Linked DNA regions of Mus musculus: region 2 is linked to region 1. Evidence: chromatin loops called from intact Hi-C (ENCODE). Cell type or tissue: gastrocnemius. All regions are shown on one strand.

What was found. Peaks named below come from ENCODE experiments on the same cell type or tissue, not always from the same donor. Only the 100,000 strongest peaks of a DNase experiment are listed, where the experiment ranks them.
Region 2: it touches region 1 in a loop (2.4-fold over the local background); 5 of 42 quality-filtered maps call a loop at or near these places.

What each region holds. Positions count from the first base shown.
Region 1 is chr17:29,329,400-29,331,899 of GRCm38, reverse strand. No RefSeq gene overlaps it. Among named protein-coding and RNA genes, the nearest start is that of Gm46603, 3.7 kb to the right of the region's middle. In gastrocnemius, a CTCF peak has its summit at 1,062; DNase peaks (open chromatin) are centred at 781 and 969; H3K27ac peaks cover 1,629 bases.
Region 2 is chr17:29,267,551-29,270,050 of GRCm38, reverse strand. BC004004 (cDNA sequence BC004004) reads right to left here and starts at 1,263. Exons shown (of 9, transcript NM_030561.3): 1 at 1,049-1,263. In gastrocnemius, a CTCF peak has its summit at 1,307; a DNase peak (open chromatin) is centred at 1,204; H3K4me3 peaks cover 1,779 bases; H3K27ac peaks cover 2,293 bases.

The DNA.
Region 1 (2,500 bases):
AGCCTCTAGGTACATGAGACACAGGGAAGGAAGTGAAGTGGCCAGTCACCTTCTGACCAGCATAATGTGTGACCTGACAGACCTAGTTGCTAGGTCTCCGTGGGGACAGAATGACATGGTCCCTGCCCTTGGGACAGGACCATTGGGCGTGGGCCTCCAGGGGTGTCAGTGGCCACTATGAGCACAAGGCTTGTTTGTATAACAATGTGCATATTTTACATTCTCATTAGCGTTAGTAAGACTCCATAATAGTCAGAAACACCGCGAGCAGAGCTGGAAGCAAAGGTGTAGCAATGTCTCAGCAAAAGGGTAAATGCTGGGACCTTCAGGACAGCTCTCAGGGCTGTGGGAAAGCCGGGCATGGTGGTGCACGCCTTTAATCCCAGCACTTGTCTTCCCTGAGGTCTGTAGGAGGCTGCCTGGCCTAAAGTGAAAGGCTTTGATTGGTGTGACTGCTCAGCATGAGGCCCTACTGTTCCCAGGTATTATCCTCTTATCTATTAAGAAGTTTGGGCTTGACCAGGCCTGAGCTGAGCTACCAGCGGGGAGGGATGACTGGAGGGGAGGAGGTGTCCGTGAGGAAGCCAGACTTTCCTCATGGGTAACCTTATTCTTCGGGAAAGTTGGAAAGGCCTATGACAGGCCTTTTGAGGCTTTCTGATAAGGAGACAGCTGTGGCCTAAGCTGTCCTCCTTCAACTGTCCCTCGTTATCACTGCCAGTTGCCACAATGCTCAGAGGCTACTGGGATACCAGCCAGCTTGCCTGCCTGCCTGCCTGCCTGCCTCTCTCTCTCTTTCTCTCTCTCCTCTCTCTCTCTCCTCCCTCTCTCCCTCTCCCTCTCCCTCTCCCTCTCCCTCTCCCTCTCCCTCTCCCTCTCCCTCTCCCTCTCCCTCTCCCTCTCCCTCTCCCTCTCCAGTTCAGCTGTGTTGGCAGGTCCCCTCCCTGCCCATCTGTTAGAGCATGACTCCTCCCTGATCCATCACACTGGCCCCAGGTGCATAAATAAATGGGTGACTAATCTCCTGATCTTTGGCAGGCACATTCACAGGGCAGAACTGCAGACGGCCAGCAGATGCCCTTGCTGGGCAAGAGACAGGAAGAGCCACAGGGAAACCAGTATAGGCTGGGTCTGCTTGGCCCAGAGACCCCCATCCCTGACTGCCCAGGCCCAACACACTAGCTCAAGAGAACAGACCTTCCCAGGAATGCAGTTGCTTTAGCATCTGAAGATCAGTTAATGTCATATACTCTGACCACATGACCATCTCAATCGGAACAGAAAAGGCCTTTGAGAAAAGTCAACATGCTTTCACAATAAAATCTTTCACCCAGACAAGGAACAAAACAATTTCAATGGTGGGGACTAGAGAGGGGGAAAAACACTTGTCACACAAGCAGAAGGACCCGAGTTTGAGCTAGCACCCACACCAAAGCTAGGTGCAGTGATGCAGGCCTGTAACCCCAGCATTAGGAGCAGCAGTGGGCGGGGTGTGGAGACAGATCCCTGAAGCTCATTGGATAACCATCCTAGGCAAACTAAGCCTCAGTATTTGTAAGAGACCCCATCTCACACACAAAAAAAAAAACAAGGTGATAACCTGAGACTGGCCTCTGGCCTGCACATGTGCACACATGCATGAGCACAGCACACAAGCTTGTATGCACAGCGCATACAAGGATGGGTGGACCTTGAAGAGATGTTAGGTAGTCACAAAACATATTTGTGGAGGACTTAAATGAAAGTCAAAGACCAGCAAGTGCAGGCCCATGAAATGGCTCAGCGGGTGAAGGTGTTTGTTACCGAGCCTGACCCATATGGTGAGGGGAGAGGAGGTTCTCCAGTCTCCACGAGAGCATGAGTCCCCCCACCCCCCAAAAAACGGAAGGAATAGGAAAGGTGCGTACAGATGGAAAATAGGTCAGCAGTTGTTTTAGGCTGAAGGGGGTGGGAAAAGCAGGCAATAGTGGGTAAGGTGCTTCTATGGTAAGGTAATGAAAAAGTCCCCTCTTAGTACTAGCAGAGCTACACAGTCCCCCAATGAGTATACTAAACAATGTCAAGCTAGGGTCGGCCAATTGGCTCAGTAACCACCAAGCCTGACAAAGTGCATGGGGGGGGGGGAGCTATCCCAGCAGGCTTGCCCTCTGACCTCTGCATGCACCCCCCACCCACACAGACACTAAATAAATACATATCCAGAACTCTGAGTTGTAGGCTTCAGGTTTTTTCCAGCCAGGTGTGGTGGATCTCTGAGTTCGAGGCTAGCCTGGTCTACAGATAGCATTCCAGGACAGCCAGAGCTACACAGAGACCTGATCTCAGAAAAAACAAAAACAAACAAAAAAAAACAACAACAACAACAAATACACTCAAATAAAGATGATGGGAACACGGTACTTGTGTACTGTTACACATGAATGGAGGATGGAGGGCTGTGTGCTTTTACCCATGAGCTGTCACATTGGCCCCAGACACATAGATCAATGGGTGACTTCTG
Region 2 (2,500 bases), 62 kb after region 1:
TAACCACGAGTGTGTTCATTAAAGGCTGACAGCAGAGAACTCCTACCAATCTCTGGAGCTCAAGATCCTCCCCTTCCTGCCACTGTTGATGTGGCCACCTGTGTGTCCTTCTGGACCATCTTCCAGTTCATTCCCAAGCTCACCTCAATGGTGAAGTCTAGCTCCGGGCCTCCCTCAGCTCCAAAGCCTTCATACCTTATCATGAATACTTGTCTTTCTCTTTACATCTGTCTTCTGCTTCATGTAAGGCCTCTTAGAACTCCTGTGGCCTCTTTACCCCTTACACAGCTATTCAATAGCCTACATAGACATATAATTACTGTGGGATGTGTAGTCTCCGGTGAGAGTTAATATCACCAGTGAAGACTGGAATGATATATTCTATTTTCGGTGATGGCCAGCTGTCAAGGGAAATCTCGAAATCTTGGCAAAATTGCAGCCAACGAAACCCAGTTTGTGAATCTGTACTTCCATTGTGAAAGACATTGTGCCTGGCACTGTGAAAAGACAAACGTGTCCCTTTATGTTTCTGACATAGCATACTCACGACACATGGCTTGCAAGGTTTAAGTCTTAAAATGCAAGGAAACACTAGGCAGCTTATTTTTCTCGTACTGGCAGGCGATTGACTGCAAACGGGTCAGTGTGCCATGCCACGTTCTGAGACGCCAAGTTTATCACATTAAGTCCACATTAAAATAAATAAAATTAAATTAAGTACTTCCTCCTTAACATTTGGGCTAAGATGTCTAAGAAGGGGCCATTCAGGGGTGACGCTAAGGCATCTGTGACAGGTTGGCAAGCGGGGTCAGGGCTTTCGGACACGGCCGCCACGTCTGCGAACCAAGTTCGAGCAGTGTCGGACCCCGTCACCCTCCCCGCGGAGCCTCGGGAAAGATGTCAGAGGGGATCTGCCCCGGGGAGCGGTCGGGGGTGCTGTCAGTCAGCAGAACGCGGACGGGAGCGGCGAGGAGGGCGGCGCGAGGCAGCGGCGGCCGCGGAGGGCGGCCGGCCTCCCCCCTCCCGGCCTCGGGCCCCAGTCACTCACATGCGGGCCCGCGCCCTCTCGGGCTCCTCCCGCCTCGGGGACAGCAGCCGCCGGGCGAGGAGGGTGGGCCAACAACTTCCTGCTTCCGGCAGCGCGACCCGGAAGTGGTTCTCGCGCCGCCGGCCAGGGCTGGAACACAAAGGAAAAGCTCCTTGCGCCCCAGGTTCCGAAACAGATCTGGCGAGGTCGCGGGGCGCGGGGCGCGGGGCAAATCTCGCGGTATCTGAAAAGCTTGTGCTCTTGCTCCCCCTGACGTCCAGATGGCACTACTGCGCCTTCTCAGTCGTAGAAGTCTCAAAATATTAATAACAACAATAATAATAATAATAAAAAAATTTTTTTAGGGGTCCGGACTCATTGACTCAATTCATTCCCATTTACACTTGGCTCACTCGTTTGTATCTATTGACTGCTGGTTCTGTGGTAAGCATCACTAAGCACTGTACTCTTAGGAAACTGCTTCAAGAATTATATATTGTAACATGAACATTCTCACAACACCTGACCATGAACCAGCCAAACAGGTTTATGGAGCTGGTTAACTGACTGCAGGTTTCTCTCACAAATAGGGAGTGGCAGTCAGCAACTGTTTGTATATGTGTGTGTGTGTGTGTGTGTGTGTGTGTGTGTAGTATGTGTACGCTTCTCCATGCACATAAGTGTCTTCAGAGGCACCGGATCCCATGGAACTGGACTTACAGACAACTGTGAGCAGAATGATATAGATTCTGGGAACTGAACTCAAATTCTTTGGGAAAACAGCTTTCTGAACAGCCAAGCCATCTCTCAAGCCTCTATATCAGAACCTTTAACTGATTTCTACCCGGGGACCTGAAACAAAATGCTGGGCTCAGCCCTGATGCTATAACTCAAAAGCCATGGTGACTGTGAGATGGGGTCAGATGAACCAGAGCAAAGACTCCAGGCCACCAGGCCACTCTACGCTCTCCCCATACAGGCACAAATAAGTCTCCTTTCCTGACACCCACTACTACCTGTACCCTCAGCTGACATACTAAGCCTGCCAGAACTGACTTTGTTTTTAACCCCTTAAAATGACAGTTACACAGGCTAGAGAAAGGGCTCCGGAGTTACAAGCACCTGCTGCTCCAGAAAAAGACCAGAGTTCACTTTCCAGCACCCACACAATGGCTTAGAACTGTCTGTAGCTGCCGGGCAGAGTGAGTTCCAGGACAGGCAGGGCTATACAGAGAAACCCTGTCTCGAAAAACCAAATAAACAAAAAAACAAAAAAACTAAAAAGGAGAATATATGGAGCCTAAATTCATCTATGGTGGCCTTGGAAATTCTCAAAGTCCCCTTTTCAGAACCTCACCGAGTGAGAGAACTGGGGTTAGCAGAGTTCCCATCACTTGAAGCTGCAAGGCAAAGAGAGACAGGTGAGACTGCACTGAAGAGGTACAGTTCTGTTTCCCTAAGGACACCAGCTTT